Regions from separate parts of the Homo sapiens genome. Here region 2 is linked to region 1. The links are chromatin loops, found by intact Hi-C in ENCODE. Cell type or tissue: OCI-LY7. All regions are shown on one strand. Each heading gives the region's core, and the rest is flanking DNA. Links, peaks and the distances in the headings are about the cores only.

Region 1 (7,554 bases), core at 2,778-5,277:
AAAAGTTCTACACAGTAATGTAAAATTATAAAATACTTAAGAATAAATTTTTAAACAGGCATGCAAGACTGCTACATTGAAAATTATGAAATATTGAGGCCCAATATTAAGATGTTGATTCTCCCCCAAATGATCTGGACTCAATACAATTCTCCGAGAAAATCCAACAGGCTTCACTGTAGAAATTAATAAACTAATAGTAAGTACAAAGTTGGAGGACACACACTACCTGATCTCAAGACTTCATGAAATTATAGCAATCAAGAGAAATATACCAAAAGAAAAACAGACAATCGATAGAACAGAGTCCAGAAATAGACCAATACATAGAAAGTTAATTGACTTTTTATGAAGATATGAAACTGGATTAATGGAAAAAGGAAACACCAGTGGTGCTGGCACAAATGGCTATCAAGATGTTAAAAAAAAAAAAAAGTAAATCTTGAAACCAAACTCACACCATGCCAAAAATTAATTTGAGATTAATGACAGATTTAATGTAAAAACTAAAACTATGATGCCTCTAAAAGACAATGTAGAATATCTTCCTGACTTTGGGGTAAGCAAAGATCTCTTAGATCAAAGAGATAAGGCAGTAACCATAAAAGAAAAAAAAATAAACTAAGCTTTATAAAAATTAAAAGCTTCTGACCATCCTGGCTAACATGGTGAAACCCTGTCACTACTAAAAACACAAAAAATTAGCTGGGCGTGGTGGCAGGTGCCTGTAGTCCCAGCTACTTGGGAGGCTAAGGCAGGAGAATGGCGTGAACCTGGGAGGTGGACCTAGCAGTGAACGAAGATTGCGCCACTGCCCTCCAGTCTGGGTGACAGAGCAAGACTCCATCTCAAAAAAAAAAAAAAAAAAAAGCTGTCCATCCAAAAACCACCATTAAGAAACTGAAAAGGTAAAACTCAGACTGGGAGAAAAGACTGATAACACCATCAACTCTTGGCAAGGATGTAACTGGAGAACTAATTCATTCTTGTTGGGAGGATAAAATAGCACAACCACTTTAGAAAATTTTTGACAGTTTCTTATATAGTTAAACATTCAACTATCCTTTGACACAGCAATTCCACATCTACATATCTACCCTAGATATTTACCCTAATTTTAGAATTGTTGATTTGCCATTTCAAAAGCAATGATCTTCCAGAACATTAGCTTTACACCATTCCATATTTTATATATTTTTTAAGCTACCATAATTTATGAAGATTCAAAATGCAACTTGCCAAGTTTTAAAAAAGAAAAAAAAGTATGGAAACAGCTAAACGGAAAACAGGCTGGTTAAGTGTGTTTGGGTCAGTTTATTTCTAGTATCATTTACAGGCCACCCTGATATTGTATTTAAAATTTTCATTCATTTCAGAGTTCACAAAATAATGATTTTTCCTGTGAAGATACTTCGTTTAAGAGACAACTGACTTCTACAACTAAAATGTACAGATGTTCAAAGAAAATAGCTTGTAAAATATATTTGGTTGAATAACATTTACATTAAGCCTTTAAAATTATGTATCAGAATCTCCGGCTATTAAGCAGTCTAATGGTGCCTACTAAGTCAGAGTGTTGTAATTCTTCTCTCCTGTGCTCTGTTCTGATAATGAAGTAAAGGCATCAGTAGCATCTACTGTGCTAAAGAATAAATGGAATTTACAACTGTAGGCAATATTTAAGCACTTTAAGACAAATATGAATACATCATAAATTTCTAACTAGGAAAATATTTTCAATGAGATCTCAAGAAATGTTAACTTTTTTCAGAATAAAGCACTGAAAACTGACTCACCAACATATCAAGCTGGGTTTCTTCATCTTCTCTTTTTCTCTTCTTATCTTTGCTCTTTTTCTTCTTACTACAGGAAATAATTTATATAGATGAGTTTAAGTATATTGATTTGTGTGATAAATAAATATCGTAAGATTGAAACTTGGAAGTCTTTTAAGTTGTTTCATTTATAAATTATTGATTTAGGAAGACTTACATTGCTATGCCCTCTTAAATACAGTACTGAGAATTTGCTTCAGGCTTTGTACATATTATGTTAAAGTTCAAAGCAGATTGTAGAGCCACACCGCCAGATTTTAAATCCCGATTCTGTCACTTCTTAGCTCTGCAATTTTTGGAAAAGGTACTGAATCTCTCTGTGAGTCAGTTTCCCCACTTAAAAAATTAGGATAACAACTTAACTCTTAAGTCTATTGTGAGGATTAAGAGGTAATATGTATCTTCACACATTGCTGGTGGAAATGTAAAATGGTGCAGCATCTACAGGAAACAGTTTGGGGTTCCTCAAAAAGTTAAAGAGTTACCATATGACCCAGCAATTTTACTCCTAAGTATGTATACCCAAGGGAAATGAAAACGTACACCCACAAAAATACTTACATAAGAATATTCACACTAGCATTAGTCACAATAGTCAAAAAGGGGAAACAATCTAAATGTTCATCAACTGATGAATGGATGAACAAAATATTACATCCATACAATGGACTACACTACGCAGCCATAAAAAGGAACAAGTGCTACAACAATGATGGACCTCAAGAATGTTGTAAGTGAAAGAAGCCAGATACAAAAGGCCACATGTTACATGATTTCTTAGGAAATATTCAGAATAGGCAATTTCACATAGATAGCAGACTAGTGGTTGCCATGGACTAGGAGAGGGGGAAGATGGGATGTGACAGCTTTAATGGGTAGGAAGAGATTTCCTTTTGAGATGACAAAAATGCTGAGCAACTAGACAGTGGTGAACCTCTTGGATATATACTAAAAACCACTGACTGTACAAAAGGGTGAATTTTATAATTATGAATTACATCGCAATAAAAAAATAAAAACCCAAGAGGGATTTGAAAAAAGTTAATGTGCAAAATGCCTACAATTTCTTGGCGCATTGAAAGTGCTATATAAGCATTAATTATGATTATTACGATAATCTTAAGATACTCTTGTCTGCATTTTCATCATAAAGTTTTCAGAAGATAACTCACCACTCCTCACAGGAAATTCACAGAGTAAAAATCTCACATTCATTCAGGATATACCTGCCATTTATTCTGGCATCTTCATGAGGCCAGACTCCTCGAGAGGGTTCTCAAGGGCAGTGGCTTCAGCTCACTCCTTGATACTTTCTTTCCATCTCGCCTAACAATATCAAAACTTCTGTTTATCACGGAGGCCAGGAGGAAAGCTCAATATTTGCATGTACAGTCAACCTCAGGCAAATCTGCCAGTTAAAAAAGAAGCGGGGATATGAATGCACAGGTATTTTTCTCCTAAAGAGCTAATAAATTACCACTACAACCTCCTCCTCACATTTGGCTCAATTTATTTACTGCATGTATGTTCTCTCATTTAATCCTCACAGTCTTCTAAAGGTATAAAAAATGGTCTGAAAGTATAAATGTGTAAACGGAGGTTCAAAGATACTTGATCTCTTAATGAGTAAATGGAAGTTCAGACATATTAACCAATTTGCCACAAATTACAAAATTAGTAAATGACAGAGTGCAGGTTCCAGCCCATATCCCTATCAAAGTCCATATACACCTCAACCACTGTGTGATTCATCCTGGTTTCACTCTACATATTAGCTTAGAAAAAAATTAATAATTTTTCCAGGAAGAGACAATGGAGAAAAGAATAATTCCTAATAAAGGAAGTTATTATAATGAACTACAAGATCAGACTAACGCAGACCCACCAGGCAGAGGCCTGGAGAGATGCCTCAAGGGACCCAAACTCGTGGGTACGGGGTCACGGGTCACCCGCCCGTCTATCCTGTTTCCAGGGTCGTCCGCGCAGGAGGCTGCCCCTCTCTGCACAGGCGCCAGGAAGGGCGGTCCGGCCTCCATCCAGCCCAGACAGGGTCAGAGCGAAGCCTGGGAGGCCACGAAGCCGGCTCTCCGCATCACGGCTTCCACCGGATTCGCGGGGGTGGAGTGCGTCCGAAAAGAACTGAGGAGGCTCCCGCCGGAGCTGCAGGACCCAGCTCTTCACCTCGGTTCCCTTGAGCACAAGCTTGGTAGACTTCACATAAGAATACTAGGCCATGGCTCCGGGAGACTTCTGCGCGGAGAGGCTGAAGCCGGCTCAGGAAGAGTATGTGACCTGGAGCAGCACCAGGGCGGGGAGGAACAGAAGTGGAGGCGAAGTAAACACTCCCCGACAGCGTAGGTCTGTCCAGAACCCGCCTCCGTCTTCACCCAAACACTGAATGGCTGAGATTTCCACTTCCGGGTTTCTGCTGGGGAGCTATGGCGGCTGCAGAGGGCCGAAAGGTGTCTGCGCGCATCTGCTCCCTGGCGCCCTCTCGAGGAGCCCCTGAGGATTCGTGCCTCCCAGAGGTGGGGAAAGCCCGCCCGAGGCGCCGGTGCTGACGGTGGCGGGGCTGCCGGGCACGCTGTGGAACTGCCTCCCGCTAGAGCTGCGGGCTGGCGACGGTCCCGTGGGGGCGGGAAGCGGCTCAGGGTGCCCTCGCCGGCCTGCGGCGGCGCGTCTGGGAGCGCAGGCCACTCGTGCGCGGGTCACTCGGGGCTGTGCCTCGCGCGACTGTGTGTGCAGGAAACAAGGAGGAAATACCCTAAAATGGAATGAAGCGCCATGTTGAGGGCCGCGGATGTCGCGAGTGCTGTGGGAATGTGGGCTGAGGTGGAGAGTTATGGTGGAGGAAGCTAGTCCTGTCTGATGGAGGAAACAGGGCAGAGGCGTGGAGGGAGACGCACAGTGCTGGTGTGAGGAGCCGCGAGCAGGCCAGGCCTGTAAAGCAGCGTGATGGGAACCAGGATAGAGAAGGCAAGTCGGGGTCCTGTGGTCGCTGAAGAATTTGAATGAAATCAGTAAACAGGTGAGAGGGATCCATCGCAAGAGCATGGGATGAAACGAGCAGTAGTCCACGGTGATTCCTCTGCAGCGGTGGGTATTATTAATCGCGTATGTGACACCAAAACGTGGGTATTATTGATAGCTTATGTGACACCAAAACCACCCCATTTAAGCTGTGGCTCTTTCCCTAAAGTAGAAAACAGAGATCAGTTGGGTTCCAAGCATCCACGAAGATCTTATTAAATTCGTGATCCCTGGTGGCACCATGGAGTCAGGATTGGCTCATCTCAAACCTGACTCAGAAACAAAACCATCTCAATGGGCAGAGATGAGCGTCCTTACCCGCTATCATAACGTATTTTCTGGTGTTTTCACAGTGCTGCGCTTCCTAATCCCCATTCTAGGGCAATCTACATGCCATGATGCCCAGAGGCATTAACAAAGGAGACACACAGGGGCTCCTCACGTTGGCTTTCCATGGTTTTGATGAAAATCTGTTTCCTCATCTCATACAATGTGGTCCGTAATAGTATCATTTAGGGTTGAAGAATTAAATGGTACAAATTATATAGGGTGCTTATGATAACCTACATGGAAAATGCCTAGGATATGTTAGCTATGCTCATCACCAACATCGTTATATGATGGTAATAATCAGATAGTCAGGAAGGCTGACACCAAGAAAATGGATACATGCTCTGAGGGAATGAATGTGGAGAGATCAGAAGGTCAAGAACAAAGCCTTACAACATGTCTGCAGTAAAGGGATAGAGAAAAGAAAGGCTATAAAAGAAGGAATGAAACAGAGTAAAATTATAAAATCAAAGCTAAGGAGAATTTCCAGAAAGGGTAATATCATTTAATATCATAGAAGTTTAGGAACACAAGATGGAAAAAAGGCCTCTGGGTAACTGACATTGAGGCAGTCTTTAGGGAAGCTCCATTTCTGACAGAGTAGACACCAAGTCAGCTTGAAGCAGGGACAAGTTGAAGAAGCTGTTGGCTGGTCGCATGGGGAAATAAATAAGGGATGGCATATGCCATATTTCTGGATTTCTTTCTTTCTTGCCCAGCCTCTATATATGCATAGAGTTTGGTGAAAACTTACAAAAAATAAAAATGAAACCAATTTTGTTTGTTGACTCAAATACAATGCTTTGTGTTAGAATCAAGATAAATTCATGCCTCTCCCTTCTATTGTCACCGTCAGTTTTGAAATTAAACATCAGCTTTTCTTCTTCATTAAAATCATTTTCAACTCCTCCCAGGTGTTGGTGGTTTGGGGGAGTTACATAAGCAGTCAGGTCTTGATGAGTAGAGGAGGAGGGAACAAACACTTTCAGCAAAGGTAGAATTCTGAAATTCTGCTCGTATTTTTCTCCAGTAACTTTCCTATGTTTGTGAGGTTATTCAGTCATAATGATCCTAGTGAAATTTTTTTCAAGCTTGACTAATCGTAATCACTGTGGACGTTTGTTTAAAATGTGTATTCCCAGGCCTCTCTCCTGCTGATTCTGATTCAGGAGATCACGGATGGAACTCAGAATACATGTGTTTGACAAATACCACAAGTGGTTCTTATGGTCAGGGAAATTTGGGACTCTAACCAGAAATTTATGTTTTTATGACTGGCAGCTAGAAAAGATTCCTAGAGTCTTTGCTTTTTGAAAATAAAATATTTCTTTTTTAAAAGGAAAATTGTATGACTAGATACAACATTTATACATGTGGCACATGTACTGTACTGTGTGCTTTTGTCATATTTACAGTTGAAGATGTGTAAGAACACTCTGAGAAAAATTATCTATTAAATGCAAAGAGGGGTAAGTCAGGGTGGGGGAGAAATGGGAAGGGTGTGCTTATTGTTGCTAAAAGGTAGAAAAGCCAGAATGATAGCATCTAGGGTTGCAAATAGCACATTGTAAGTTGAGGGAGCTTCATAATCATGTCTGAAACCTTCTTTGATATACTGAGTTGTAAACAGTGGCTTTGGACAAGATTTGAGGGAGAAACCAACTATGCTTTAAAGTGTTCATTTAAAAGGCTTTAATTAAAGGAAAGTCTTTATATTTACTTGAGCTAATTTAACTTCAGGACTTTAACAAATTACTAGCCCTTAACCTCTTAAAAATTGTCTTTCATTTCAAATGAAAGTTTAAGGTGGCCTTTATGTTTGATTGGTATACTTATGCGAAGACTTAACAGCAAGGTACTGTACATTTCTAAATGTTTACTTCTTAATTTTGCTGGAAGAAATATACTACTCAATTGATTATTTTTAAAGCAAAGTAAAACAATTTATTTTGACAAGCGACACTGTATTTTCCCAGTTTTCTGGTGGCAAAGATTAGGCTTAACATCACTAATCATCAGAGAAATGCAAATCAAAACCAAAACGAGATACCATCCTACACCAGTCAGAATAGCTACTATTAAAAAATCGAAAAACAGCAGATCTTGGGAGGCTGTGGAGAAAAGGGAACATTTACACATAATTGGTGCGAATGTAAATTAGTTCAACCACTGTTGAAAGCAGTTTGGAAATTTCTCAGAGAATTTAAAATAGAAATTCCTTTCAAGCCAACAACTCCATTACTGGTATATGACCCAAAGAAAGTCAGTTATTCTACCAAAAAGAGATATGCACTTGCATGTTCATCGCAACACTATTCACAATAGCAAAGACATGGAGTCAGCCTAGGTGCCCATCAAC
Region 2 (7,554 bases), core at 1,844-4,343, 96 kb before region 1:
GCCTCACGAAGTGCTGGGATTATAGGCATGAGCCACTGTGCCCGGCCCTGCCAGCTTTGTATAAGCTGAGGAGTTCTAAAAAATACCTAGACTCAGGGCAAACCCCAGACACTTAAATCAGATTCTCCGGGAGATGAAGCCCAGGCACTGGTATTTTTAAAGTCTCTACAGATGGTTCTAATGTGCTGCTAAGTTAGAGAACTGCTGATCTAGACCAGGCCTTTTCAAACTTAATGTGCACGTGAATTACCTGGACCTTGTTAAAATGCAGATTCAGTCTGCATAGGCCTGGGGTGGAGCCTGAGCTTCTGCATTTTTAACAAGTCTCTAGGGGATGCTGCTGCATCTGGGCTGCTAACTACACTTGGAGATAGGAGGTTCTGGAGAGCAGAGGAAAGAGCATGAACCATAACCTAGGTCCTGACTTCCGAGCCAAGGTTTGCCTTTATGTGGCTGGCAACTTGCTTGGACTCCTACCTCAATTCTTTGGGCCCAAGGTTTGTCCTGCCTCAGAAGGATGTCAAGAAAATTGAGTGAGTAATGCAGAATTGTTTCTTAAAGTGTGTGCAGATGCTCCATGAATTTAGAGAGTATGTGGATGCACATTACTAAATTTTAATAGTTGTGAATATGTTGTTATGAGTACTTAGAACAAGTAATAATGGCTTTTGATGTATAGTAGTAAGAAAGCTTCCTTTTAAAAGGCATGTATTTAAGTTTCAAAAGTGGGGCTATTTAAAAATATATGAAATAAATAATAGTAGAGGTAATTGACAGAGCAAAATTATGAAGGCAGGATGAGAATGACTCAAGTTTGGGAAATGCTGAGAAAGCAGATGCCCAAGGGCTATGAAAACTTAAAAAAATAGGTAGCACTTGATTTTGATTGGCTGAATGAGATGATGTGTTTGATCATTTATGGGGTTGGCATTTGGCAACATGCACTGGGTGGCTGGGATCACTGTTTATTAAAAAATATTTGAGTATCTACTTTGCACTAGATACTCTTTTAGTCTCTTGGAAAAGGGATTGGGGGGGCAGGCAGGATAAAAACAAATCATTTATGCCCATAAGAAAATTGCAGGAAGATAAAAGTCATGAAATAAACTCTGTGCTTCTAATTTAATATTTTTTTATAGATTATGAGAAAAAAGTTTTGCTCACTATCAGCTAGGAAAGCTGTCTTAGCACAACCATTCATTCTTGCACAAATCAAAATCAAGATGAGCCAGAAGGCTCCATTCTGACAGCTTCTAATGGAGAAGCTACATTTACTGGACATGGGGAAAGTTGCTGGGCTCTAAGGACTGTGCTCATTTCTTGAACTAGATAAATGGTCTTGGTGTAGCATAATACCAAAACTTCTTGTCGCAGCCTGTAAGGACAGAACTCAATCAGCCTGAAAAGGAAGTCAGTGACTCCAACTCAACACAGGAATGTTCTGTGATTCCTAAAGAAGGATGTAGGAGTGTGGCACAATTCAACCACAGTCTGTGGCCCTGTGCCTCTGCCTTGACATGAGTGGGATTTCCCAGCTGGTCATTTTCTTCTTATCTAAGACATTGGGAACAAATTACTTGACCTCCTCTGGGCTTCAGTACTCCCACTCATCAAATTAGAGGACTGGGCAGTTGCTAGGCTCTCTTTAGGCATCATATTTTAGTTTCTGTGATTTTAAATTTGAGAAGGGGTGTCTAAGGGAGAATACATAGGGGAGGGGGAAAGGCTTATTAAAAGTGTAGTTAGACACTGAATTTTTAAGAATTGCATTTTGTAATAATACCTTTACCTAATCAGGACTGACAATCTTACCTGATGATAGCACCTGGAGGAATGGCTGCATTCAAAAATAAAAATGAAATAAAACAAGACCTTATTTGAACTTAGCAATAATGCTGATTCCTCTTTTTGATTTGAGGAAGTTATAGCTGTTGTAAATGCTTGAATTGGGTCTGCCCAGGCAAAACGGAGTCAAGAGTCCATGTCTGATGAATTTTAACAATGTAGACAACAAAAAAGGGTTGCTTAAACTGCCCCTCTTTTACCAAAACACATTTACAAATGAAAGAACAACACTTCCATTTTTAAAAAACATTTTTTGAGATGAAGTCTTGCTTTGTCACCCAGAGTGGAGTGCAGTGGTGCGATCTTGGCTCACTGCAAACTTTGCCTCCCGGGTTCAAGTGATTCTCCTGCCTCATCCTCCCGAGTAGCTGGGACGACAGGCTCCCACCACCATTCCTAGCTAATTTTTGTATTTTCAGTAGAGACAGGGTTTCACCATGTTGGCCAGGCTGGTCTCGAACTCCTGACCCCAAATGATCCGCCGACCTCGGCCTCCGAAAGTGCTGGGATTACAGGCGTGAGCCAACACGCGTGGCCAAAAAATTTCCATTTTTAATTGCAGGGTCTGGGCAATTAAAATGCATCCATAATTTCTTGCATCTCTCCGCTCGGGCTTGCATGAATGCAGAGGGATGGGGAGGACTTCTTGAGGCAAGCATCCCCCTCTTGTCGCCTGCCATCTGGAGAGAGAGGGCTGTGATTTATCTCACTTTAATCAGGAAGGACCCGATGGGTGGATGGAGAGGTCTGATGGCTTTGTTGCTCCATGTGGGAAAGAAACGGACAGAGTGAATTTGTGTATGATCCCTAAGGAGAAAGCGTCTTTGTGCTCTATTTCTTTTTGACCTGGAGCCCCTGAAAGCAAGCTAGTTACAAGTTGAAATAAGCCGTTTCTAAAGTGTGATTTTGTTTGTGTATGAGCCTTGATTACAAAGGGGAAAAAAACCCGCTTAATTTACATACAGCAGATGTAGTGCAGGATCACCTGGGCTATCTTTTCAGGTATCAGGAAACTTTGATGAAAGTCACTTGTCTCATCTAGGAGTCATTTCATATTGTTTAGCAGAGCCTGGTATTAACATTTCCTTCCAACTGTTTACTGGAATCTGTGTGTTCCCTTCAAGTGATGCATACTAGGTGCACAGGCTTCCTGCCACTGTCATCCTAATCTTTCCGTGCAGACAGGAGCAGAGGGGAGAGCTCTGAGCCAGGCCCCAGCTTGCTTTTCTTTCCTGACTCAGCCCGGCTCCGCTGCACTTCTCAGCTCTTGCTGTAGGTGGTGCTGTTTGACCATTTTCTTCATGTGACCCTCCACTCGGTAATATAAATTCATTCGGAGGATGACCTGATATCAAAAAAAATTCCTTTTGATTAGTAGAATCAACTTATTTCTTCACACGATACTCTTCCCACTGAGACACATGGAGACAATTCTGACTCCAGGTTTGCAACCTTGAGATTTCTCTCAGATGCAATAAAAAAACAAAGCATTTTGAGTGGCACAGTGATGCCTAGTGCATGATCATGTTTGTCTGCTCAAACATAAAAGGGAAACTGGTGGGTTTGAGGATGCCCAGCAGCACGACAGCTGCCAATGTAAATGAGCGGTATAGAGAGAGAGGGGACGGGAGGGGACTACAAACTTCGGAATATGAGCTGATCGTTTATAAGTTAAAAAAAAAAAAAAAAAAAAAAAGTCAAAAGGGAGCCCAGGATGGTGCAGGAAAAAGGAGAAAGGAAGATTTTCCTTGCAGCTAATCAGGAGAGTTCATAAGGGCTGATTACATGTGTGGAAGCCTTAAGTTCTTTTTTTAAAAAATGTGAAAGTTTGCATGTATGTATGTATGTATGTATGTATGTATGTATAGCTTCGTGTATTACCATTATTATTGCAATCAGCAAATGGATTTACTTCCTTTATCTCATGGGCTCCTTCCCACTCACTTCTGGCAGCACATTTTCCTTTCTCCTTCATCCCAGAACACCAAAGAACAGATGCGCTTCCTAACCCTGGCTCCAGGGGACTTTATACAATGTAAACAGTACACCTCTAAAGTGGTTCACCGCTTAGAGAACGTGTGTCCCATTTTAAAACTGTGAGTCCTTTATATTTTGCAGTGCTTATTTTAATAAGAGACATTGGACTTGTGACTTATTTTTCATGGAGGAGTGAGCTTAATGGTTGAAAGTAATCGATAAACTTGTTTTTCTTCTGATGCCATCAGCCAAGATCCTATGGCAATAGTAAGAGGATGACACTGGGCTGGCACCCCCTCCATAACATATTTGGACCATTTTTTTCTCCCAGAATGCACATGCAATAGCTTTGGTTTGGTAAGAGAGAGATGGTGTACTTGGTTTCCTTCTGTCACACTTTTGGTGAAATGAATTAGACTTTTAAATCAGGAAATTCAGCGAGATGAGTTAGATTTTTACACAAGAACAGTGGAGGACTTCCAGCTGGTTGGGGGAATGATACGGAAATATCTTGCTAAATCAGGATCTGGTGGAATGCTGCTCCCTGGCAGGCTCCTCTTCACAGGGAGCAATCTGTGGGTTGCTTATAGAACAGAGCGAGCAGGAGGAATAGCATGGTCTTGCTCGTGGGAAGACCTGGTGTTCAGATGTTTGTCATTAGGAACTGAGTGTGGGCTTTTTCAAGCTAAACTGAAGCAGCAGTTCTATTAGGAAGAGCCTCCCAGATCAGCATCTTCTGTTTCTGGATACTCTCCCTTTGAAAATCCAGATTTCAGCAAAAAGCTTTGCTAATGGTGAAATTGCACAACTGAAACCCTATGGGAGCAATGGGAAAGATGGAGAAAGAGGTGGTTATATCATGTACTTCAACAGTTTATTTAGAGGCTGTTGACGTTAGAATAACAAGCCAAGACAAACAAAAATACTCATTTTGGATGAAAATATTGTCTTTTCATGTTATTATAGATAGCTGAGTCCTAAGACTTATACAGAAACACATTTTCCTAATGAGTGGCTGATTTTTCTGGTCGTGCAAGTAATATCCAAATTATTGTACAAATTTTTGGCTCAGGAGCAAACATTGTATTGCATATTGAGCTAATCACTTGCCCTTTCTAAGGTAAGCCCTTACCTCTGCTTTCCCTTCATCTTGTCATTTCTGTTTGTTGGGTACAGGTTTCCTGTTGGTTCTTTCTTTTGGCTCTGATGTAACATGAATGCAGTTCTTAACATCCTTTCAGACATAAACACAACTTAGCTCATTGTTTCTGAGTTCATATAGAGGTTTTCTTGCCCCTGAGACTTTCATGTCAGACAGCTGGATGTTGCTGTGTTCAAGGCTCTATATGTTGATTTTGTATCCTACAACTTTACTGATTTCACCTATCAGTTCAGTTCTAACAGTTTTCAAATTTTATTTATTTGTTTTTGTTTTTTAAATATTGTACGTTTCATTTTAGAGTCAGGAGGGTAGATGTACAGGTTTCTTACACAGGTATATTGCATGGTGCTGAGGTTTGGGCTTCTAATGATCCCACCACCCAAGCAGTGAGCATAGTAATCGATAGGTAGTTTTTCAACCCTTGCTCCCACCATCCTTCCCTCCCACCTTTGGAGTCCCCCAGTGTCTATTGTTCCCTTCTTTGTGTTGAGTTCTAACCTTTTTTTAGTGAAGTTTGTAGGGTTTTCTATATATAACAAGATCATGCTGTCAGTAGAGACAGTTTCACTTCTTCCTTTCCTATTAGGATGCCTTTTATTTCTTTCTTTTGCCTAATTACCCTGAGAAGTGGTGTCCGTGGGCATCCTTGTCTTGTTCCTGATGGTAGAAGAAAAGTTTCAACTTTTCACCACTGATTATGCTGTTAGCTATGGGTTTGTCATATATGGCCTTTATTTTGTTGGGATACAGTCCCTCAATACGTGATCTGCTGGGTGTTTTTTTTTTTTTTAACCATGAAAGGGTTTCAAATTTTGTCAAAAGCTTTTTCTGTATCTATTGAGATGGCCATATAGTTTCTATCCTTTATTTTTCTAATATGGTATATTATATGTATTGATTTGCTTATGTTGAACCATGACATGATCATGGTGAATGATTCTTTCAATGTGCTATTGAATTTGGTTTGCTAGGATTTTGTTGAGGATTTCTGCATCTATGTAGATCAAGGATATTGGCCTGTAATTTTCCTTTCTTGTAGTGTTCTTGTCTGGCTTTGGAATCAGGGTAATGCTGGCCCTGTAAGATGAGTTTGGAAGTATTCCCTCCACTTCAGCTTTTTGGAAGAGTTTGAGAAGGACTGGTATTAGTTCTTCTTAAAATATTTGGTAGAATTAATCTGGGAAGTCATCTGGTTTTGGGTTTTTCATTGATAGGATACATTTTCTTACTGATTCAACCTCCTTGCTTGCTATTAGTCTGTTCAGATTTTTTAATTTCTTCATGAGTCAATCTTGGTAGGTTTTATGTGTCTGGGAATTTATCCATTTCTTCTAGATGATCCAATTAGTTAGTGTGTAATTATACCTAGCAGTTTCTTAGGATCCTTTGTATTTCTGTGATATTGGCTATGATGTTTCATCTTTCATTTCTGATTTTATGCTATATTGAAAACATGAGGCATAGCAGGTAGGGGGCACTGGTCAGGACTTGGGGTATAAACTGGCAGATGTTAAGGTGGGTGATTCTGGTTAACTCAGAAACTCCGAAGTCCCGTGTGGAAGAATTAACTGCCTGTACTCACCTAGTAATGTATATCCTTGGTCAAAAAGAGATCCAGCTGAGAATGTTGGATGAAGGGACCAAATCAATATTCATCATTATATTGAAAACAAGTCAGATTGGCTGTGGTCTTTTGACAGCAGGTCAGTGGCTAAGTCTATTTGAACAAAGTTAGGGCAGGTTCAAGGGAGAATCCTGAGATCGGTATTCTTTGTTCCATACAACCTTGCCTTTCAGTTTCTTCTCCCCATGCCTCCAGGATGTCCCTGCACAGCCTGTAGGGCCCCCTCCTTCAGTACCTTGCCTTACGAAGGGGAGAAAATGAGTTTTCCAATGTTAGCATATATTTAGCCTTCCAAAATTTCTATTTCTATTTTAGGGGAGCTCTAGGAGAACAGCAGATTACTCTAAATCCCCAGGTAAAAATCTGAAATGGTGGAATTTCATATGACCAGGAGACATATTTTGGGGCAAGTGGGCTTTTCACAATCACTTGGACATGAAGGCATCTGCTTCTTCTATGCCTAAAATATTCCTTCAATTTAGTAGTTTAATTCCTCTTCCTCTTTTTCAAATTTCAAGACAATACATGTAGTGACTGAACAATTTGGATCCAAGTTTCACTATTTAACTGCCAGTGTGACCTTGGGCGAGTCACTTAATCTTTTCAAGGCTCAATTTCATCATGTAAAGTGGAAGTACAAACAATCCCTGACTTACAATATTTTGACTTATGATTTTTCAACTTTAAGATAGTTTGAAAGCAATACACATTCAGCAGAAGCTGTACTTTGAGTACCCATACAACCATTCTGTTTTCCACTTTCAGTACAGTATTCATTATATTACATGAGATATTCAAAGCCCACTTTATTATAAAATGGGCTTTCTGTTAGATGATTTTGCCTAACTGTAGGTTAATGTGAGTGTTTAAGGTAGGCCGAGCTAAGCTATGATGTTTAGTAGGTTAAGTGTATTAAATGCATTTTCAGCTTACAATATTTTCATAA

What was found. Hi-C counts contacts between places; a loop is a spot of excess contacts. Peaks named below come from ENCODE experiments on the same cell type or tissue, not always from the same donor. Only the 100,000 strongest peaks of a DNase experiment are listed, where the experiment ranks them.
Region 2: a loop joins it to region 1, with 9 times the contacts of the local background. A loop is called at or near these places in 1 of 110 quality-filtered maps.

What each region holds. Positions count from the first base shown.
Region 1 is chr9:40,988,942-40,996,495 of GRCh38, reverse strand. LOC107986997 (a long non-coding RNA gene) reads left to right here and starts at 4,665. Exons shown (of 2, transcript XR_001746463.3): 1 at 4,665-4,931. It also overlaps the pseudogene FRG1HP. RefSeq lists enhancers at 3,829-3,898, 3,909-3,968, 3,989-4,338, 4,739-4,928, 4,752-5,481 and a silencer at 4,379-4,588. In OCI-LY7, for the core only: a CTCF peak has its summit at 4,336 (motif pointing left); DNase peaks (open chromatin) are centred at 3,895, 4,245 and 4,685; H3K4me3 peaks cover 2,500 bases; H3K27ac peaks cover 2,335 bases.
Region 2 is chr9:41,084,431-41,091,984 of GRCh38, reverse strand. LOC105376058 (a long non-coding RNA gene) reads right to left here. Exons shown (of 3, transcript XR_929659.4): 3 at 39-4,638. Among named protein-coding and RNA genes, the nearest start is that of LINC03025, 37 kb to the left of the region's middle. In OCI-LY7, for the core only: CTCF peaks have their summits at 2,967 and 3,189; no DNase peak of the experiment used is centred there.